Regions from separate parts of the Homo sapiens genome. Here all the other regions are linked to region 3. The links are chromatin loops, found by intact Hi-C in ENCODE. Cell type or tissue: heart right ventricle. All regions are shown on one strand.

Region 1 (8,000 bases), 1.2 Mb after region 3:
AGGGCCTCACTATGTTGCCCAGGGTGGTCTCAAACTCCTGGCCTCAAGAGAGCCTCCCTCCTTGGCCTCTCAAAGCATTGGTACTATAGCCATGAGCCACCACACCCCACCCACAAATGCATATTCTAATGAGAAATATTTTATCAGATAGAGAGAAAGTAGATAGAATTTAGATACAGAGAGACAGAGATTTATCTCATCTTAATGTGAAAGTGTTTTTTATTTTGAGTTACATGGGTATTTGACCAGGAGAAACAGAATCCATGAGACCACTTTTGAGGCCCTTGCATAGAACTTCCTTTCAACTCATGCCCCAGCAGGGGGAGTTGAGAAAGAAATAAGAAAAGGTTCTGAAGAGACATTCTTATAGAACTACAGGTCTGAGCCCCACGGAAGTAGACAGACCTGGGCTTAAATGCCTTCTTTCTTCCTCACTTGTTGTGTGACCTTGAGCAAGTTACCTAACTTCTCTGAGTCTTGGTTTCTTACCTGAAGGATGAGGACAATCCCTAACTCAGAGAGTTAATGTAAGAATTATTTTAAGACAATGCTTATAAGGACCCTAACATATATTAACATGAAACAAACTACAGTCGCTTCCTCAATTGGAAAACTGTATCATAAAATCAATTAGCAATTTCTGTTTAAGGCTTATAAATTTGGTTTTGTAATGATCTGCCTCAGAGAAGATGATAGATATATATACAAAACTTGGGGCCTGAAATTATCCAGGTTTGGATTTCAATCCCATCTGTGCCATTTACTACCTTGTAACCTTGGGCAACTTGCCTGCTTCCGTGTGTAAACGGGAGCTGATCATGATAACTCACACAAAGAGTTAAAGCTAAGGCTTGTAAAGTGTTTGGCAAGACCCCTAACATGCTAAAAATGTTGGCAATTAATTTTTTGTTTTGTTTCTGTATTTATAAGAATTATTCATATAATTGCCTCATGCCTTTCCTTAATTTATGCCTGAAGTCATAGCGACAAGTTTCGCATTTCACATCACGATGCATTTCCACTGCAACAATTTAATCCATAAAAAATGTGGACCAAAATATATGAAAATGTTTACTTAGACAAACCTAAGAAACCGACATGAAAATAACGGAGCCAAACAGATTCTTCATTTTAAAAGCACCCTGACCCAGTCTAAGACAGCTCAAAGGGTCCACCTGCAGACTGAAATGTAGAGATCACAAATACACTCAGTAGCAAATTAGTTTCTAGTCTGCTCAGAAAGGGTCTATGAAGCCCTGACAGCCCAATTAAGTATGAGTGGGGAGGGAGTTAATGTTTATTAAGTGCCTACTGTGTGTCAAAGGCTATACTTATATTCTCTTACTTATCAATCATACTGCTGTAGCCCATGTGCACCACAATTAATGCCAGGGCTCAGCGGGGGTTTTGTTCTGTTGTGTTCTTTTTAAACATTTCAACTTAACAGGTACTAACTCATCCAGTCTTGTCAATAACCTTTTGAAGTAGGATTTATCATCATTTACTGAAAAGAGAACTGAGGCACAGAGAAGTTAAGTAAATTTGCCCTAGGTCACACAGCCAATAAGTATGACACTGTCTTAGCCGTAGTGAGCTGATCCTGGTATGTAGCTGCAACACCAAAGGAAATTAGCCATGGGCCAGCTACACCGTGAGTATTTCGTATTTTAGATTGCTACCGTGATTTTCATCTGTTCAGGATGGTTTTTCTTTTTGGTGGGGGGATCTGGTTATTAATTTTTATCATTATTATTATTACAGTAGTCCCTCCTTATCTGAGGTTTCACTTTCCATGGTTTCAGCTATTCATGGTTAACCATGGTCTGAAAATATTAAATGGAAAATTCCAGAAATAATTCATAAGTTTTAAATTGCAGGCCATTCTGAGTAGTGGGATGAAATCCATCTCACTTCCTCCCTCCCAGGATGTGAATCATCGCTTTTTGTCCAGCACATCCTCACTGAATATGTTCCCTGCCCATTAGTCACTTAGTAGCTGCCTCGATTATCAGATTAAAAAAAAAAAAAGTGTAAGTCGGGTTCGGTACTATGCCGGGTCTCGGGCATCCACTGGGGGACTTGAAACATATCCCCCTCAGAGAAGTGGAGACTACCATATTATTATTGTTATTTGGATAGATAATATATTCATGTGATTCAAAATTCAAAAGGTACAAAAGATATCTTATCCAATAAGTGTCCCCTGTCCTTGACCATACCAGTCGGTATCTCGTCCTGGAAGCAAGCAGTGCTATTAGTTTCTTGGGTATCTGTCCAGAGGTTTCTTATGCATTTGCAAACAGATAGATCAATATACACACCACCCCCCTACACATACACTCAAGGTGTGCATATTATTCACACATTTCTGCACCTTGCTCTGTTCATGGAGCCCAGGGTCTGGAGACCATTTCATATTAACAATAGAGAGCTTTCTCTTTCCTATGAGAACTGCCAAGTATTCCATTGTGTAATCTGTCCTCTATCGGACATTTAGGTTGTTTCCAGTATTTTGCTGCACAAACAATGCAGCAATAAATAACTCAGTCTACAGATCATTTTTCATAGTTGAGAATAGATCTGATAACATCATAGAGGTAGAATTGCTGGGTTAAACAGAATGTGCATTTGATAGATATTGCCTTCTTCCCCTCCACAAAGACTATCCCATTTCTAAACTGTGCATTTATGAGTGTCTGGATCTGTTTGATTAAAGTGTTCCTAAGCCAGCCACAGTGGCTCACACCTGTAATCCCAGCACTTTGGGAGGATGAGGCCGGCAGATCACTTGAGCCCAGGAGTTCAAGACCAGCCTGGCCAATATGGTGAAACGCCATCTCTACTAAAAATACAAAAATTAGCCAGGCATGGTGGCGCATGCCTGTAATCCCAGCTATTCGGGGAGTTGAGGCACAAGAATCACTTGAAACCAGGAGGTGGAGGTGGCAGTGAGCTGAAATCACACCTCTGCACTCCAGCCTGGGCAACAGAGCAAGAATCTGTCTCCAGAAAAAAAAAAGAAAAAAGAAAAAAGAGTGTTCCTAAGATTCCACTTGCTTAACTGCATAATCTCAGATGCAAACACTGATAAAAGGGCAACTTTCAACGATAACTCATGATTTCAAATTTTTATTTTCACCAAAAAGGTATTTCCCTTGATTGGCTGTTAAATAAAATTTCAAAATTGGAATGTACATTTTTATGTTAACAGAACGCTGCTTTTATCTGGTTTATATGTTGGAGTGCTACCCAGGCACTGCCTATGGTTCTGTGGGCAATTATATAAATGGCACCTCCTAGTGTTGTACACAACTGTATGCAGCAAGCCTGGTTGATTTCATTTAGAGGTATGTAGGGAGGTGTTCTATGTAGGGTAAAAAAAATGTGAGACCCACCCTGAGTTGGATGCAGAGGATTAATTTATAAATCCTGCTTGATGCTAATGATGGTGGCTAACTTCCAATTCTCTCTCTGAGAGCTTACAAACTCTCAGGACAGTTTTACAGCCATCTCTGCTGACCTATCTGAAATGAAACTTTAAACCTTGCACCAAAAGGAAGGCCAGATGTCAGTGGCATCTTGTCTTTGTCAAAGAACAGAACACAAGAGGGGATCCTGAGCCACCAGCTTCCTGACTCCCAGATGTAACTATTATCCACAGGAAGTTAGACGGTGGCACACTGGGGGTCTGTCATGAAGATGGAAAGGATCAGCGCCGTGGAGCTGCGCATCATTGGATTTAGATACTATCCACAAGTGCACATCACTCACCCTGTGTGATACGTCAGATTAGCTGTGCTTCGCCTTCCACCAAGCATCCCTAAATCCTAAATTAGATTTGAGATGGAGTTGATATACAGAGGCCTGGCCCCCGGAGGCTGGATGTTCAGAGAATAAGGATCTTTTTCACTGCTGATGGGACAGCTTGTCAACTGGGGTGTTGGAAATGAGATGCTGGAAAGGCTGCCACATTCCCTCCTTCGTTATCTCCGGCATCTTATCTTCACCTTCACAGAAGAGTGACCACAAAGGGGCCTGTGGGAGGAAGGATGCTAAAGTGGTGTGGATGGAGGAGGATCATGTCTAATCCTCAGCAGCCGCGAGAGCTCAGCTCTGGTGATAAAGAGATCTAGCAGTAATCCGACCTCTCAACAAAGAGATTTACTATCCTGAGGGGTGAGATCCACTCAGCTGTGCAGGGTCATCAGCTGATTTAATCCAGCCGCGTGTTTTACAGATAGGGCAAATGACTTTAAGCTCCTCTCTGTTTGGGTTCCAGGACTGATAGCATTTTAAGAGAGTGAATGAATGAGGTGATTTACTTTCTAGCCTGATTATATGAGATTTTCATATCTTAAAGATACAGTTTATTAAATAAACTAATTATGCCCAATTTGCTGCTAACCTAAACGCAACCATTTCTCTAGTCTAGAAGCTTTTCAGATGCAGCCTTTCATTTCCCTTCTTTACTGTGTACTGTGGTGACACCTAGTGGGAGAAGAAGCATAGCACCCAGGCAGGCACCTGAAAAAATGGTATGTTGGGTGATTCTACTTCCCTGAAGATAACCTTCACTTTTGAGTGGGTAGAGCCACCAGTTCCAGTGTAAAAGCTCCTTCATGTCTCCACCATTGCTGATAATAAGTTTAGCTTTGTTTCCTTTTAAAACCGTTGTGACCTGAATGTGGCGGAGAGGTAAGAAATTAATAAACCCTGTTCTATCCAAAACACTTCCTCTATATCGATGACATTTGTTTTCAGTCCTGAGAGAAGCCTGAAGATGACCATTCAAGTCTTAAATGACTATGTCCCTTAAGGCAAGTAGTAGCAGGGTTGTCCAGGGTGGCTTAAGGATGTGCAGGATAGGGAACAGCCTAGTCTGACACTAAGGAAAGTGAAAAGACTTTTCTACCCCACAAATGTTTCCTTTCTTGTCTGTATCAATGCCCAGATTTTCGCCATTTTGTAGCTCATTCCTTTGGAACTTGACAACTTTCGGCAACCCTTAATGATATAAACTAAGTGCAAATGACCCTCACCTGGGTAATGTTTAGGCCTTGCTAACATTCTAAGGAAGGAAGGTGAATTAAAGCTGAGATCAACTGACTATTTATTAAGGAATCCAGATGGTGAAGTTGTATACTGGATCAAGTTACATGACTCTAGAGTTTCTTGTATGGCTGCAGCAACTAGCTGAGATCTAGACCCTGATGAAAATGGATCAAACGCAGTTGCAGAGAGAAGATTAGGGCCTGAGAGAAGAGAGATGGGAATTAAATGCAAAGAAAGGTAGGAAGAATTCAAGACACCTTTGTCACCCTTCCAACTGTTTACATTGACAACACTTCTGACACCAAATGCATGATGTCTTTTCCAACACCACTTCTCCAACCTTCCACCATCAGCTGGGTGCCTACAACTCAATTCAATTCTGACACTCTCTACTGGAGTTAGCATCAGATCCCACAAGTTAAGAGCTCCATCCCACAACACTGCCCCCACTTCAAATTCCAGTTGCACTGGTACTTCTGACTGACCGACTATAAATTCAAGGGAATTCTACAACTCCCTCCTTATGTTTGATAATCTGCTACAATGACTCACAGAACTCAAGAGAGTGCTCTACTCACTATTGCTGGCTTATTATAAAGGATACAAACGAACAGCAAGATGAAAAGGTATATAAGGAAAGATTCAGGAGGGTCCCGAGCACAAGAGTTCTGTCTCACAGAGTTGGCGTGTGCCAACCTCCCATACTAGATGTACTCATCAACCTGGAAGCTCTCTGACCCCCATTGTTTAGGGGCTTTATGAAGGTTCCATTATTTGGCATGATTGATTAAGTCATTAGCCATTGGTGATTGAACTCAATCTCCAGCTGCCTTCCCCTGCCTGGAGATCTGGGGCTGGGGCTGAAAAAGTTCCAACCCTCTAATCACACTTTGGTGTTTCTGGTGGCCAGCCTTCGTCCTGCAGTTATCTAGGGACCCCCAGCCACCAGTAATCTCATCACCAAGAAAAATACACTCTTATCACTGCAGAGAGTCCAAGGATTTTAGGAGCTGTGTACCAGGAACCCAGGGACAAAGGCCAAATATTTATTTATTGTTGTGTCACATACCCCTATAGTCTTGCTCAGGTTCTGGCTTTAAGTACGCCGGGGTAATTTTTAAAAAATCTTCCTCAGTACATTTTGCCATGTCCAAACTACTCAACTGAGCCCTTTTTTAATAAAATCAAATCAGAAAAGCCCGCCCCCTCCTACTTTAGGCGACTGAGGAATAGACATGATGGTCTCACAAACAGATGTCTCACAAGTCTTCCTGGAGAAGGTTCCCAGGACATTTGACAAGAAAGCCAGAAAACTCAAGAACTTAAATCATCTGCACTTAGCAACCATTTCATAACATGTTTGAACCCAGACCTAAAAGAGGCAAAATGGGCTGGGTGCGGTGGCTCATACCTATAATCCCAGCACTTTGCGAGGCCAAGACAGGAGGATTACTTGAGCCCAGGAGTTAAGAGACTAGCCTAGGCAACATAGTGAGACTGTGTCGCTACAAAAAAAAAAAAAAAAAAAAAAAAAAAAATTTAAATGAGCTAGGTATGTTGGTGTACACCTATAGTCCAGCTACTTGAGAGGCTGAGATAGGAGAATCACTTGAGCCCAGGAGGTAAAGGCTGCAGTAAGCCATGATTGCACCATTAAACTCCAGCCTGGGTGGAGACCTTGTCTCAATAAATAAATAAATAAAGCAAGTAAAGACTTGAAATATAATTACATGCTTGGGCTTATCCTCTTTTCTCACTGTCATGGGCATGAAAAGAGCTTTCGCTGAGTAGTAACTGCCCCCTTATCCTGGGCCTCAGAATGAACACATATGGAACAGATCTGAGATTAACCCATAGTGAGGAGCTAAGCCCAGCTCAGCCCAGAGCCTGAAAAGAACAATCTTGATGTGACCCAGATATTGGAGTTAGCAGAGAAAGATTTTAAAGCAGCTATTATAACTTCATTCAAGGAAGAAAAAAAATACGCTTCAAATCAAAGATAAATGGAGGATCTCAGCAGAGAAGCAAAAATCATTAAAAAATAATCAAACAGAAATTCTAGAAGTAAAAATATCTGAAGTAAAAAAAAATTCATTGTGTTTAACAGCAGAATGAATTTTTTTATTAATTATTTTTTAGACGGACTCTTGCTCTGTTGCCCAGGCTGGAGTGCAGTGGCACAATCTTGGCTCACTGCAGCCTCCACCTCTCAGGTTCAAGCAATTCTCCCACCTCAGCCTCCTGAGTAGCTAGGACTATAGGCGTGTGCCAACATGCCCAGCTGATTTTTGTATTTTTAGTAGAGACAGGGTTTCACCATGTTACCCAGGCTGGTCTCGAACTCCTGAATTCAAGTGATCTGCCCACCTCAACCTCCCGAAGTGCTGGGATTACAGGCATGAGCCACCATGCCCAGCCACAGAATGAATTTTTTTAAAGTTTAAGTGAAAAGGATGAGAGAATAAAAGAAATATCTAACCTAAATAACAGAGAGATAAAGATTTAAAAAAGTACTCAGAGTCACAAGGAACTGTGTGATAATATCAAAAGGTCTAACATATGTGTAATTGGAGTTTTAGAAGATGAGGAAAGAGAATAGGGCAGAAAAAAAAACATTTGAAGAAGTAACAGTCAAAATTTCCTCAAATTTGGTGAATGAAATAAGTGTATAGGTTCAAGAAGATCCTGCAAACTCCAAGCAGGAACAAATATTTTTTTGAAAACACCACACCTACATACATTTACTCACACTGCTGAAAATCAAGGATACAGAAAATCTTAAAGCAGTAAGACAAAGCAACAATTTATGATCATGGACTTCTCATCACAAATAATGGAGGTTGGAACATGATAGAACATAATTTAAATGCTGTAAGAAAAAACCCTGTCAACCCAGAAATCTATATCCAGTAAAAATATCCTTTAAAAATGAAGGCAAAATAAAGACA
Region 2 (8,000 bases), 750 kb after region 3:
CTCCATCCTGATAGAGTCTACACTGGAAAGAGACCTAGACATTGGACAAGTACATAAATCCCCCTCCAGTCATAGCTGCAATAAGCAACACTCATGGTCCCAAATGAGCTAGCTGCACTCCTCCCTCTTCCAACCTCCAGCGTTGGAATGTTGAGCTCAACAGAGTCATTTTATTATTCATTTGGCAAGTAGATGTGTGTTCATTTTTTGCTTGGAATCATAACATCATCTCCATAATATTCTGATTAAAATGTGTTAGCCTACCCAAATTTAAAACTTTTGAATTTTTTAAAAAAATAATTCCACCACTTAATTTTTTTTTGACCCACGCAAAAGGCATGGTGAAAAAGACCATGACATCAAACCAAGACCCAGTCATCCTGGGTCTTCATTTAAACACATGGAGATTGGAACTCAGAAGATACAATGCAGACAGCATATTAGGGAAACTGACCAAAGTGCCAACCTTTACTCCATATTCATTTTGTATTTTAATTAAAATACACTGAATCCAGTAGGCTTTCTTAAAATTAATGCCTGCAGGGATTTAGAAAAGAAAAAAATCTATATACAGAGCAGCAGCAATATGCATATGCTGAAAGCCTCACATTCTTAATGTGTTTGTAGTGTTTCAATAATACCTTAACAGAATCCTAACCAAGCCTGGGTGGGGAGAAACACATCAACTGGGTCCGCTGGCACTGAACACTTAGAATGCGATGTCAGTACTTTTGCTTTCAAGGGAAAAAAAATCACAGATAATTAGGGAAAGAGCATGTTTTTCGTTTCCTCTTTCTTTAAAATGAATTAAAATATTTTGGAGAAAAACATTGTATTCTAGAATTCACCTCATTACAGAAACACATCTGCATTTTTTTGCTCTAGTTATATATTGATAACACCATCTGAAAACACACAGTGAGTCGAGAGATCTGAAATAATAATAATAACAAGATCATTGTTTATCCCAGACAGAAAAGAGTTTATTTTCTGATAATAAAAATAATATAAAAATTAGAAGGTTCAGAAGGATCAGAATGTTGAGATAGCTATAATCCTATTATTCTGATGATTTACAGGCTTTTAGATGTATATCTATGAACACACACATTTATGAAAATGAGACCACAAAAATACAAAGCATTCTGCAGTTTTGATTTTTTTCGTGTTGCCTGAAAACACAGTCATGTATATTTTTTCCACCATTACAGCCACAGATAGACCCTTATGGTTTTGATGGCTGAAATTTATCTAAGGAGCCTCTGTGAATGGACATTAGGTTTAAACAACCAATTTTATCAATGCATTTTATAAGTTCATATTTTGATAAAGCTAGAAATGTATATTTTAATATAGCTATAAAGTCGGCCAGGTGTGGTGGCTCATGCCTGTAATCCCGGCACTTTGGGAGGCTGAGGCAGGTGGTTCACTTGAGGACAGGAGTTCGAGACCATCCTGGCCAACACAGCTGAAACCCCGTCTCTACTAAAAATACAAAAATTAGCCAGGCATGATGGCACCACTTATAATCCCAGCTACTCTGGAGGCTAAGGCACAAGAATCCGCCCAGGAGATGGAGGTTGCAGTGAGCCAAGATCACGCCATTGCACTCCAGCCTGGGCAACACAGCGAGACTGTCTAAAATAAATAAAAATAAAGCCATATTTTCATAACCATAAAATTTTAAAAATATACATATATACAGTTGACCCTTAAACAACGTGGGTTTGAACTGAGCAGGTCCACTTATATGTGGATTTTCTTCCACCTCTGCCACACCCAAGACAGCAAGAACAAGCCTTCCTCTTCCTCCTAATCAGCCTACTCAATGTGAAGACAATGAGGATGAAAACCTTTATGATTGATCCACTTTCATTTAATAGCAAATATATTCTATATTATATTTTATCTTCTTTATGATTTTTCTTTTTTCTTTTTTTTTTTTTGAGACGGAGTCTCACTCTGTCACCCAGGCTGTACACAATCTCAGCTCACTGCAACCTCGGCCACCTGGATTCAAGCGATTTTCCTGCCTCAGCCTCCTGAGTAGCTGGGATTACAGGCGCCTGCCATTGCACCTGGCTAATTTTTGTATTTTTAGTAGAGACGGGGTTTCACCATGTTAGCCAGGATGGTCTCAATCCCCTGACCTCATGATCCACCCACCTCAGCCTCCCAAAGTGCTGGGATTACAGCCGTGAGCCACCGCACCAGGCCCCTTATGATTTTTCTTAGTACATTTTCTTTTCTCTAGCTAATCTATTCTAAGAATATGGTATATACTACATATAACACACAAAATATGTGTTAATCGACTGTTTATGTTTATTGGTAAGGCTTCTGGTCAAAAGGAGACTAGTAGTAGTTAAGTTTTTGGGGAGTCAAAAATTATACTCAAATTATTTACTGTGCAGGAGTCAGCGCCCCTAAGCCCCTGTGTTGTTTAAGGGTCAACTGTTATCAGTTATTGCACTAAAGAATTAGTTGTCAAGCAAATTTCCTTAATAATCAAAAAATGTAGAGGAACCCTCCAATGACAGAATCTTCATATATTTAAGGCATTAACTGTAGTCTAAAAGTCAAAGTCATTGCAGGTCTGGAAGAGACTCATGGATACAAGTGGTTTGGAGCTTAGTGCAGGGGAGACCCTAGACATATCCAAAGGATCCAGAATACCCAAAACCCATCAAGCAACCAAATCACGTCCAGGATTAAGCCAATTTCTGCATGTGTTGAGTTGAAAACTTTAATCAAAGATATAAAACTGGTTACTTGATGGTATAAATTCCAACTGTCAGTTCTGGAGACAAAGAGTTATAAATCACAAAAGCCAAATAATCCATGGGCAATCTTCATAATATCCGCATAGAGAATTCTGAACAAGCTCAACAACTCAATGAAAGCTGTATTACTGACCCAACCTCAATATTTTTAACACTTTGATTGAAGGGGAGGGAACATATCAGTAATGTTTTTGAAAGTAAAAAATAGCAACACAACATTTTGATAAATCTGCACAGAATAATTTGGATTGAAAGAGACACCTAGCAAATAAATAACAAATCCGCATATATAAGCTCATTGTAAAACTTGCTTGGGGCTTGTAAATGTTTTCACATTTTCCCACAATTTACATAGAAAGTAGTTGCGCAGCAAGGACATAATTAGCATTAAATATGATTAATTCATACTATGGTGGAACTCAGAAAGTGTTTTGTGTTTTGATGCTGCATTTTTTCCAATTTCCATCTCCAATATAGTCAAGTACACATTTATAGGGCATTCATTCCCTATTGCTCTAAACAGATTGTCAGATTATCATCAGGGAATTAGAGCCTTTTCTTCCCAATGACTGGGAAATCTAACCCTCTTATGATTACGTTATTCTTATTTCACGGATGTTAAATTTTCTGCAGTATAATGAAATCCATAGAAGGCTATTTAAAAATTACCTCAAAAATAAAATGAAACAGAAATTACCTCAAGTGAATGCTATTCCAACATCCGAGAAAAATCTGTGGCAAAAGACAAGTACTTCACATTTTAGGGGGCTTCATATTGCTGGGTACCAAGGGTAGGCATGGGACTTGAGTAGAGTCTGGCAAAGTGCTATTCGCAGTCCAGTTGTCTACAGAGCACCATCATGATATAACCCCTAGGAAATCTACCAGTCTTTTCAACTCTCACTGAACGGCTCCTCAGCCACAGCTGAGAAGCTTATGACCACTCTTAAAGAGGGTACTACAAATACCAGCATTCTCCTGTGAAAACAGGATCTAGCCGAAATTCACAATCACAGACACACTCACCTACCCAGTCCCTCCTCCCCAAATCAGGTGGTTTGCCATTTGAAAATTACGAGAGAAGAAAGAAAGAAATAAAGGAAACAAGGAGAAAAGAAATGGAAAGGAAAGGAAAAAAACTGCTTGCCATTATAATATTTACAAGAGAACTTTCCATGGGTCTCAAGTTTTTCTGCAATTTAGTTTTATGATTTTTTTTTAGTTGATTAAAGCTAATCTTGCTCCCTTTTAACATTCCTTTTTTAAATTTGAGGATCCTATCCCATATTAGCCATGCTCTGGGGGAAAAAAATGTAGCTCATTAAGAGTGGAAATCTATAGCAGCTGCCAGTCTTTCTGCTTTTGTTGTTGCCCAACTGAGAATTTATTCCATATACCAGAGAGGGCTGGCTTTATAATCCCCATCCCAAACCATCGCATCTTCCTCCAGGTACATCCCACCAGCTTGGGTCTTTAAGCCATAAGGGCTGACCAAAGATTCACCCTCCTTGGGCTACAACAGGCATCTGATCTCTACTAGTGTCAAGGGCAAAGCCCCAATGGTAAGACAGATTTTTCCTTCCTCACAATAAATCAAGCATAAATCTGTAAAAAGGAAAATCAACTTCATCGGATGTAGGAACACTACAGTAACTAGATAAATTATGTTAATACAGACTAACCCAATGCATCAAGGAAATGACATCTGAGGAGTTTCACAAAAATATTGGAAGAAAGGCAACATACACAAAGAGTGAGATGGTTTAAATAAGGCAGATTTTTGTTACCCTCTTTAATTTGTTTTTTGCTAAATTTTGAAAGGTAGAAAGAGATCGTTGATAGCAGAAATAAGGCCCATTTGGGTGGACACAAAGAAGATATTTAAAAGTAAAAGGTGAAAAAAAAAAAAAGAAATATATCAAAGTTCCAGATTTTTTAACTCTGGCCCAACATTTTTAAAGACTTTTTTTAACATCCATAAATGGACTTGCAGCTGCACTGGTGCGAATCATCAGCGACATCTAGTGGATGGTCACATTATGGTGTCTGGCTGCAGCTTAAATTCAAATCAGATCTCGGCCCCCAGTGCCTCATCCTATCTTAACATTTATTGTTTGCAGAAAAAAATAGGTGACCTTCATTTACTTTAATTCAATAAGTCTGTCTGAGTTTAGTCTAAAGATATGAACATGGAAGAAACTGTTAAGTTGCTTAGTCAACCTGGCAAGTTTCACGCTTACGAAGAACCTGAGAAAGTCTAACTGTTGTGTGCAGCCGAGCCCTGGGTTTTATAAAGCCACATTGTTGCTCAGATTGATTTAATTCAAGTGGAAGAAGAAAGGGCTGCATGGTAAACAAACACTGAGGTAGTAATTACGTGACTATGGCCAATGCTATTTCACCCCTGTCAAGCACATTATGCTTCAGACATTTTTCAAAATGACTTGACATTTTTTCTGCCTGACATGTTTTGGGTTTGATACAGTGAAAACAGCTGGTTGCCTCCTGCTGCCTGGAAAATCTAGCAGTGGAGAAATCATGTTGAGGGCTCTTAACTTCCCTGCAGAATCTCTTAAAAGCCCGCAAAAGAAGCTCCTTGCTGCCACAATGCTGGTCAGGGAGGAGGGTATCACAGAGAAAACAAGGGCTTTGTAGGCAGCTGGATTTCTGGTCCAGGTCCTGATCCCTTGTTCCCCATACCATGTCCTACCTGTCTGACCTTGGGGATGTTATTAACCTGTGAATCCTGTTGTGACATGTTAGATCATCAGCATAGTGCCTGAGGACAGTAACCTGGAGTTATGCTTACTAGACTAGACGCTCCGCACTGGCAGGGAGCATGGCTCATGTGTTTATGACTACAAATAAGGTTGCCAGATTCAGCAAATAAAAATACAGGAGGCACAGTTAAATTTACATTTAAGATTTAACTGTGTGTCCTATATTGTATCTGGAGATCCTACCATTTGCCTAGGGTAGTTCTGGCTTCCAGCTCTTGTCCGAGTAATCATCAATACCTCCTCTTTCATTTTTAAAAGTATCTTAATTTGAAAATAAATAATCCTGGGTCCCTAACTGGGAGTGCACACCAAGCATGATGCTGAGGCCCTCCCGGCACATCTTAACCAAATGAACGGCCATTTTCTGGATGGGAGACCCAAGGAGAAGAAGCACATGTGTCCGAGATGTTTGCTAATTTAAATACTGCTCTCTGTTAACACATTTCAAAAATTGTGTTTTATGAAAAATTTTATTCATCAACAGATACGCACAGATAACCTACATGTGCAGGGCTTTCTGGCACTCTACAACACCAAATGACCAGGCAGAGGGCATCCCAGTTCACGCCCAAGTAAACATACTCAAGTAAACAGTCTCGTTCCTGCCTTCTGGTAATGCAGTCCAAAACACAGAAAGGGTACGCAGAACATAAAGAAAGGAAAGAATGGTGGGTAGAAGAGAGAGGAAGGGAGGGAGAAAGAAGGGAAGGAAGAGAGAAGGAGAGAGAAGAGAAAGAAAAACAAGGAAGGGTCAAGGAAGACACAAAGGTAGAAACAGTACAAGCAGACACATTAACAGCATATTATCTTTGAATCTAGAAAGGATTTTCTGATTTAACAGAATGCAAAGAAATCAAAGGATAAGACTTTACAAACAGACATCACCACCAACTGTGGTTACAAATTACTTTGTAAAATGAAAAAAAAAATCAAAGAATGCATTTTTACACAAGAACTATTAAGAATTCAGATTTGACAGCTGACAAGTTCAGTTGTTCCTCAAGGGACAGACACAGCATCTATCCTCTATTTGTGGCACACACATTTCACTGCTCAACTGATTTCACTTGTGCACACTAATTGGGGCTGGTATTTATGAAGGATTAATGACAGAGCCAGTCAGGAATGCTGAAACACTATCATTAATATTGCCAGGGAAGAATAGCTCAGTAGGGAGGTGCATCATAATTAATGTCACCTAAGAAATTATTTTCAGTATTCAAAATATTTAAGGGAATAACTGGTGGTAAATTTAATGTGAGAAACAAAAGCACTGTGTAATTGATTCCAAAATATCCCAACCCATTAAAAGGAGTGGAAAGGCAAATATTATGACACATCTCTAAAGTGCAGTTTATAACAAAGACGGAAGGCTAAAGAACAACAACATAACTTAGAGCTATAAAAATTACTGCTATTTTATGGCATTCTTAAACATATATATATTTCAAATTAGTGTTTGGTGCCTGAAGTAAACTTTGCAAATATCCTGTGCCTTCAGAATAAAATAATAATGTGTCTACCAGCTGTCTCCAACCAGCTAATCTATGATACAGAGGGGCCCCTCCCCTCTTCTCTTGACCACTATGTAAGCCAGAGATGACGTCTATCTGAAAAATTCTCCAGGACACACACCTGAGTTATAGTCATGAAATTCAACTGTCTGACCAGAAGGAACAACTCAACTCTTATCTAAACTAACCAATTTCCAACGTGCCATGCAGGTGGCTACTGTCTCTGAGGCTAGGAGTATGCTGATTTTAACTGCCCTGATGAAATCTGGGCTACCAAAGGGCCCATCTGTGTACGTCCCCTCTACGTCTGTGGAAGGGCAGCAAGATCACTCATTGAGCCAGACCTCCAAAAGCTTTAGTCTGCTGTTAGAAGGCAGAGCAGTGGGATGCTCCGGGGCAGGGAACTCATCCCTTCTCTAGCCTTAGGGCCTGACCCAGGGCCTAGTGCTTCAGAGTCTGGAACTCAGTGCTGGTTCACTGACACAAGCAACATCTGAGCTCCCCCAAAAGTGATCATGAGAGAGAGGTGAGTTCACTGATTTACCTAAATTTCAGAGGAAAACCCGAACCCACTCTGCCTTGGCCATTTCTGGTATCCTCAGGTGTTCAGGTGGGGTAGAGCTGAGGGTTGGAGAGAGGACAACAGGGATACATGGGAAATTCCAGAAAAGGAGATGAACAGCAGAGTGGGAAGATGCTTAAACAATTTTAAGCCTGGTGCTTTAGATTCCTCTCTCATTTTATCCTTAACCTGTGTATCAGAGGAGTTAGTAACTTGCCTAAGAATTTGCGCAGCTATTAAATGGCTACCTGGCCTTTGAAATTAAATCTTTCTGACTTCTTTGTTTGTTTGTTTGTTTGTTTTGAGATGGAGTTTCACTCTTGTCACCCGGGCTGGAGTGCAATGGCACGATCTCGGCTCA
Region 3 (8,000 bases):
CTTATATTTTCAAAAACTGTAAGTTGAGATTTTGTTGCTTTGTTTTTAAGATTTGAGAACTAACTTCTTTCAGTATTATAATTCCTGGTGACATCACATTTACCCCAACAGTATTCAAATTATATATGTATTTTTGAAAATGAAGTTATTCAAATAAATTATTTTCAAATGTATCAACTTAAAACTATACTACTATTCTAGTGAGACTAACTTAAGTTGGAGACTAACTTTATAATTAATAAAGACATTTCAGTATGAAATGTGTAGTAATATACTGTGACTGCACATTTCTTTTTTTTTTTTTTTTTTTTTTTTTTGAGACGGAGTCTTGCTCTGTCACCCAGGCTGGAGTGTAGTGGCACGATCTTGGCTCACTGCAAGCTCTGCCTCCCGGGTTCACGCCATTCTCCTGCCTCAGCCTCCCAAGTAGCTGGGACCACAGGCGCCCGCCACCATGCCCGGCTAATTTTTTGTAGTTTTAGTAGAGACTGACTGCACATTTCTTTGGGTGAATATTACTGGGGAAAATAGTTAGAAAAAAGAAAACGTTTAAAATAGACCAAGTAGTCAAGAAGATAGAGAAATACAGTTTTTGCCCTCCTTTAGCTTTATATAGGAACTACTTATGCTTGTAAACATGAGAAAGACAAAGAATTCTTAGAGACTAAATGTTTCAAATGTAGAACTTTTAGACATTTGTGAGAAAAGCTGGCTTCTTAAAAAAAGTGCTTTTGACAAACAGTGCTTAAACAGAAATGCAGCCGTGTACAGGACTGTTTTTAGTTAAAAAATTTCAATGTGCCAACCAAAAAGCGATGTAATCGGTAACTGGCCACTAGGGGGCTTTCCTATTGGTCCATTCTTAAAAAGGACAGTAACTAATAATAAACAAACTGCAAAGATGTACTCCAATATTTTCTATCATACACATAGAAATAGCTGATTAGGAAGTGACAAGAGTCTGGCTATCCTATCATCTGGTTATTTAGATAGTATAAAAGTATTGATTAATTTTTTGCTTCTTCACTAAACAGAATTTTTTTAAAAAATCAACTGCTGTTATTTTGGGGTTTGTTTTTAGTTCAATAATGGTTGTTTTATCTGCTTCGCATAATCTTCTTTTGTTTTATTGATTTTCCCCAGAGATGAAAATAATGAACTTAATTTAATCCAACCAGTACATTGATTCAGTCTGTTTACTCAGATTAACCTAAACAGATATGCTAGCTTGTCAGAGCCTATGTTCATCATCTCTTTTGACAACTCTCCAAACTGTGGTCGTGTTGAGATCCAGTGGCACCATGGTGTGGTGTTCGATCAGCAAACCTTTGTTGAGCATTTACTATATACTGGATGCTGTGCTTGGTGCTAGGCTACAGGTGGAAACCAACTTAGTGTCATGGTCCTCACAGAGACGGCAAGGAACAAGATGAGAAAGGAAAGGGGTTTTGAGGAGGTTCCATTTGAGCAGAATCCTGAGTGGTACAAGGGAGAAAGCCATGTGAGTGTGATAGTCCAGAAGGTGGGATTTGGGATTTATTATTAGGAGGCCCGGGGTCAGGTCCCGTCTCCTTTACTCACCAGCTGAGTATGAACTTGGGGAGTTCGTGGACACTCTCTGACTTTGCTGTCTCACCAGGAATGTTAACAGTTCTGGCTCCATTCCCTGCAATTGTGCCTGCACCTCCTCCCTCACCAGATTTTGGGAGGATCAAATGAAGTGAGTGATTTGAGATCACAAATGATTTTTATTGAGTGAATTTTCAACTAGAAAACTTTGATAAACAAGATGCCTTCTTGTCCCCAAGTTTTAAAATATTTAATAATCAATAGCATGAAAAATGTTCCAATACATTAAGTTAACATTGTTTTTGAAAAATATCGTTTTTAATATGAATACATATATGCATAAGAGGGTTAGCCAAAGACATAATCCAAGATAGATATTTCTGGTTAAATTATGAATATTTTCATTTTTTCCTTTTTGCTTTTTGTACTTTCTGATTTTCTGTACTGGCCATGAAATGTTTCACAATAAAATAATATACTAATTAAACAAAATCATAAAGAAAAAAGATATTGATAGAGTGGGTGGAAAAATTCCATTTTCAACCAACATAAAATTTCTCTTTGTAGATGTTTTGTTAAATATTCATGTGGAGAGATTTTCATCAAAATCTTTAGATAATTTTCAAATCCCCACAAAAACCATTAACATCAAACTTTTTAAAACTTAAATCGAATTTTCCTTTTATAGTCTAAATCTCTTTCACCTGTTTGTTAAATTCCAAAAAGGAAATGTATTTCAAAAATGAAAATTATTTTTCAGTGTAATTATACATCTATGTTAACTTCTATGCTTAAACGTGTTCCTTTAAGATTTGTTTTTAAAATAAGTGACTCCTTCAAATGCCTCTCTGCCTTTGCATTTGCTGTGCATTAGGGTGACTTTCTGCTAATTTATACCACCTTTCAGAGTACATTCGAACAAGATGCATTTGAAAAATGCCCCAACATTATCCTTTCCACGGCACTCTGATTTTATGCATTTCCACCTTGCTTTCATAAACTATGCAACATTGACCTATCTGCTGATTTTTTCTGAATTCTCTTGGTGATAAGAAATTTGTTATACCTCCTTTTTTCGTTTTGCTTACTTTTAGGAACGCAAGTCCTGAATTAATAAGTTTTGGTTGTTAAAAATACAAAGGTCAGATGAAGTTCCAAGTCCATCCTCTCCTAGAGGCTGCCGTCAGTGCGTTGGATAGCATTCCTTTTGTTGCTGTTTTTCTAATACATCTGCATCCAGAGATACAGACCTAAAGAAACACATAGTTTGGGGTTGCTTCTCTTTTAAACAACATAATCTGAATCATATGAAGAAAGTATTGTTCCACACTTTCTTTTCCTCAAGATCTCTTGGAGATCTATCTGCATCAGGATGCATAGATCCACATAGTTTAAAAATAATCTGTTTCGAAGATGTATCCTCGGCCCTCTTTGGATGCCAAACGTTTGTAGGAACTTAACTATTAAGTGATCCAAATGTGTGATTTCAAGTCAGTTCAGAATATGCTAGACCCCCACTTTAAGCCTAGCACTGTGGATCCTGAGAGGAATGAGGTTATTACCCCTGCTCTGGAAGAGAATGTCAGATATTTCTTGAAAGGGGGAAGGAGGTAATAAATTCAAGGACTATTAACTCTTCTGCTGTATCATACATTTAATGTTTTAGAAATAAGCTGTTCCACTTTAAGAACAAAATAATTTAAACTCTAGGCACCAAGATCTAGAAGCTGGAAGCAACCTTGGGAAATCATCTTTGTCTGTCTTCTACCTTTAGACATTTAACTCAGGATGGAAAATTGAGTGGCAGGGAAAATGAACACTCAATTGAAACTGCGTACATGCCCAGAAAGAATCTAATGCTGCCTCAGAATCTGTTATGCTGATGTAGCTATTTCATTCCTCGGCATGTGTTTGGTATCTTGACTTTTCTTTATTATTTAACTAAGGAGGTGTCTCCTCATGTTTTCAAATAAAAGGCTTGATCAGTTTACTAACCTGTAACAGGGAGGTGGCCAGCGAGTTGGTGGAAATACCTGTTAAGAGGTAGAAGCTTTTTCATTGAGAGGCCAGGCAGGGCAGATGTTTGCACAGTTCTGAGACCAGCCTCATCAATGATGCTGCTAAATACTGCCACAGTTTTAGGGATGGTGAAGAGGAACCCCCACTCATTCCTTTGTACCCATCTTCTCTTCATACAGGTGCTCACATTTCTCCGAACTCTGTGCTTGGGCTTCTAAGAGTGCCAAAAAGGGTTAAACTGTGGGTGGTATGTTTGGTGTTCTAAACTGGTTTCATAGGAACGGCATAGGATACACGTAGGATTTCAGGTGAGGCAGAAGATGCAGAGCAGCGCTAAACTCTTCCAGACAGCGACAACCAACCTATAAGAAGCAGGCAGTCTTCTCTGTGCAGTTACAGCTCTACCAGCCCTAGGTCCCAGCAGTGCAGGCAAGAGCCTGCAGTGCTGGGTACAAGCCAGGTCGATCTATCAGAAACCCTTATCCTGTCTCCAGTGAACACTGAGCTTTCACAGAACAATTGTTGGAATGTAAGGAGAAAGAGTTTTCTCTCTGAGACAAGGAAGGTAATTTTAAAAATATATTGAACTATCAGAGATGTAGAGAAATAATATTTGATAATGCAACGTTTGACTCAAAACACCCAAAGTGCCTAAGCTTAAGCAGGACATTTGTGTCTTAAATAAGTTTATTTTAGATACAAGAAAATGAGTTAAAAAAACACACACACACACACAAGATATATCAGAAACCAATTATTAACATCACAGAAAGATCTGCCATGGCTAGCTTTAACATAAAATATCCCAATGATGCACTGATATTTTTATTTATTTATTCTTAAAATATGCCCTTTTTGGTTGTTTTTAGGAAAAAAATTGTTTTTGGATTCTTGAATTATAAAATATTAGAGCTTCATGTTCATGTAGCTGAATTCTCCCAGGTAATGTCACAGGCACGTAAAAAGACATCTTAATAGTGTTAGGAATTTTAAATGGTTTGTTAAAACACACATCAAATAAGAAAAATAAGGCAGAATCAATCTATGACTGAGAAAATTGTCTGTAAATTCAATTTGTTTTGTTTTAATTTGGACTTTTTAATAAGCAAGCAATATTTTAGGTCAATGAGATTCGATTTGTAGGCATAGATGTATTTTCCTTCTATACCACAAACATAGGAAATACTAATAAAAACCATACTGTGGAGCTTGCCAAGGTGATCTTCTTTATTATGGCCCTGATTTCTGAGTGCAGAAATCACATAGATATATTCCTAGCCTCTAGACAGTGTATACATTACATGTCTTATCAAAATCAAATACTCTAATCTAGTAACAACAGTATTTTTCATTTTAATTGATAAACAGATGGTATTTATGAATAATTTTATGCAAATAGAGTGTCACTGAAATTTTACTCAATGGAAAAAACAATCGCTCTGAGCCAGAAAACTTTTACCAAAATAATGTCAGATAACTTTGTTGGAAACTATGGCCATTTTTTCTGATATTACTATGGTTTGAATGTGTCCCCCAAAATTCATGTGTTGGAAATTTAATCCCTAATGTAACAGTGCTGAGAGGTGAGACCACTAAGAGGTGATTAGGTCATGAGGGCTCTGCCTTTGTGAATAAATTAATGTCATTTTCATGGGAGTGGGTTAATTATTGTGGGAGTAAGCTCCTGATCAAAGGATGAGTTTGGCCCCTTCTCTCTCACCCTCTCTTTGCCCATCTGCCATGGGATGACACAGCAAGAAGGCCCTCATCAGATAAGGCCCCTTGATCTTGGACTTCTCAGCCTCCAGAACCATGAGCCGAGTACATTTATTTTCTTTATAAGTTACCCAGTCTCATGTATTCTGTTATAGCAGCAGATTAAGACAGACATCAACAAAAAAATCAAAGATATACAAAAATGCCAGTTTGATTTTTTTAACATCTCTTGCTTTCTGTGTAATGCACCATGAATTTCTTATTTATAAAATATGTTCTTGAGGCAATTTAGAGATTAATTTGAAGCAATTGAGAATTTAATCCATCTCACTTTTAGGGGAGGTAAGATTAGATTAATTTACTCCACTAAATTCAATAAAGGGCTCCTTTCATTTGGGCTCAGTTTATCTCCTTCCAGTTCCTAGTTGTGCAATCTGGAGTTTGTGAGGCAGGGTGGACATACCTTTGCTCGCATCGGCCACCTACTTCATGAGCTGCACGTGCCCCTCAGAGCCTTGGCTTCCTGCACTTGAGTTTCAGCCCTCTGGAGCTTCATATGTTGCAGAGAATGCCTAAGGAAACCTGTCTCGCAAAAGTAGACTGAAGACCACATGTGTTGAACCATAGCCCATGCCAAGCTGCCCTTGAGGGAGAGGGGCTAATGCAGGACTTTGAAGGCAGGATAGAAGAAAGAGTCTGGGAAATGCTTTGGAAAATGGCAAAGCAGTCCAAACAGATTTTAGTTTTATGTCTGTTTAGGGAAGACCAGATATCAGACAGGATGTAATGTGACATTTAGATTTAATTCTGTTGATGATTTGCAGATTTGGAAATATACTTCCTTCATTGTCCAGTGTCCTTGGGAGCTGGATCTACCCAGGAGTGGTAGTTGCTTACAAGAAATGAACGATGAAAAAAAATTTACTGTGCTTTCACAGTCTGGAGCTCAAGAAAAATATAGTGACAAGGTGTGTTAGACTGCCTCTCGTCCACAGGAGAAAAGACAGACCAACCTGGATTTCCACTTTATATCTACCACTGATGAGCTGTGTGACCTTGGGCAAGTGAACTAACCTCTCTGGTCCTGTTTTCTCATCTGCAAAAAGGTGATAATAGTAATAGCTATATTCATGAAGATTTAATTCATGCCAGGGATTATTCTAGAAAGATGTATTAACTTAGTCATCACAGCAACTTTTGAATTTAGAATCACAATTAGCTTCTTGTCCAGTTGAAGAAACAAAGGTTTGGTGTTTTTTTGTTTGTTTGTTTTTTGTTTTGTTTTGTTTTTGAGATGGAGTCTTGCTCTGTCACCCAGGTTGGAGTGCAGTGGCACAATCTAGGCTCACTGCAACCTCCACCTCCCGGGTTCAAGCTATTCTCGTGCCTCAGCCTCCCAAGTAGCTGAGACTTCAGGCACGTGCCACCACACCCAGCTAATTTTTGTATTTTAGTCAAGAGATGGGGTTTCACCATGTTGGCCAGGCAGGTCTTGAACTCCTGACCTCAAGCAATCAACTCGCCTTGGCCTCTCAGTGTGCTGGGATTACAGGCGTGAGCCACCACACCCGGCCAAGTTGAGGAAACTAAGGTTTGAATGAGTTAAGTAAGTGGCCCCAGCTCATATAGCTAGAAATGCAGAGTCAAATGTCAGGTCAAAATGTCTAGATCCAAGGAATGTGTTCTGACACACAATACCATGAGAGACAGGCTAACATTAGCTGAGGCCAGGGACTGTGAGCTGGATTGGATCCCCGCAAGCTCCCATCACTTACAGGCTGCAAACGTGCCAAGCAACAGAGCCTCTCTGGGCTTGTCCCACTGTAAATCAGGGATAATAATGGGATCTGCCTCATGGTGCTTCTGTGAGGATCAAATGAGGTAATATTTGTTAACTCAGAACAGTGCTTGGTAAGAACTAGGTAACTATTTAAGAGTGCTCTTAGTATTATGTTAGAACTTATACTCTGCAATGATATGGATTGAAGCAAAATTTAATTAATACATATAAATTACTTAGCTGTACATAGTAACTACCCAATAAATAATGCCTTCTAGGAGATTTTGTGCTAAGTATGAGGCAAGGTTTAAGTCCTAGTGAGGTGCAGATCACTGGGCCCAGGGCCACCTACTGTGGAGCTCACAGTCTAATGGAAAGAAGAACAACAGTTTTAATTTTCTTTTCTCCAAGGGATCAGAAAATTCTGTCTTTAAGCAGGCAGATTTCTCATCTGCCTGTAATGATACTCATGCAATAGGATAAATGGATTGAGGAGTATTCCCAGGCTCATCTTTTCCCCTAGCCTAGTAGAGAGAATCCTATGGGTACCGCCTCCATTTCTATCTCTTAGCCACCATCAGCAGGATGACTGAATCTGACATAGAGGGTGGGAAAAACTAGGTCAATCTCCACAATAAAACATCAAGTGAAAAAGGAGGGGGGAAAGCAAAGTGCCATCTTCAGAACACAGCAAGGGCATGCAAATGTGTGCATGTAGGGTGTGTATGTTGGGTATACATGCATGTGTGTGTTTTGCGAGTGCGTGCTGTGTGTGTGAGTGTATGTGTTGGGGGCTGGGGTGGTTCCAGTGTAACTTCAGGGTTTAGGGAAGGTATAAGACAATAAGATTGAAGTAAGTATTACAAGGATCTACATTTTCTTTCTTGTTGTCAAAATACAGGAGTAAAAGAACTCT

What was found. Peaks named below come from ENCODE experiments on the same cell type or tissue, not always from the same donor. Only the 100,000 strongest peaks of a DNase experiment are listed, where the experiment ranks them.
Region 1: it touches region 3 in a loop (10-fold over the local background); 8 of 110 quality-filtered maps call a loop at or near these places.
Region 2: it touches region 3 in a loop (9-fold over the local background); 21 of 110 quality-filtered maps call a loop at or near these places.

What each region holds. Positions count from the first base shown.
Region 1 is chr3:53,935,321-53,943,320 of GRCh38, reverse strand. No RefSeq gene overlaps it. Among named protein-coding and RNA genes, the nearest start is that of SELENOK, 47 kb to the right of the region's middle. In heart right ventricle, CTCF peaks have their summits at 1,159 and 4,498 (motif pointing left); no DNase peak of the experiment used is centred here; H3K27me3 peaks cover 2,812 bases.
Region 2 is chr3:54,425,274-54,433,273 of GRCh38, reverse strand. All of the region lies in intron 4 of CACNA2D3 (calcium voltage-gated channel auxiliary subunit alpha2delta 3), which reads right to left. Among named protein-coding and RNA genes, the nearest start is that of ESRG, 210 kb to the left of the region's middle. In heart right ventricle, a CTCF peak has its summit at 4,803 (motif pointing left); a DNase peak (open chromatin) is centred at 4,803.
Region 3 is chr3:55,173,981-55,181,980 of GRCh38, reverse strand. LINC02017 (long intergenic non-protein coding RNA 2017) reads right to left here and starts at 3,809. Exons shown (of 3, transcript NR_147142.1): 1 at 3,565-3,809. All of the region lies in intron 2 of LOC124906243 (a long non-coding RNA gene), which reads left to right. In heart right ventricle, a CTCF peak has its summit at 835 (motif pointing right); no DNase peak of the experiment used is centred here; H3K27me3 peaks cover 1,476 bases.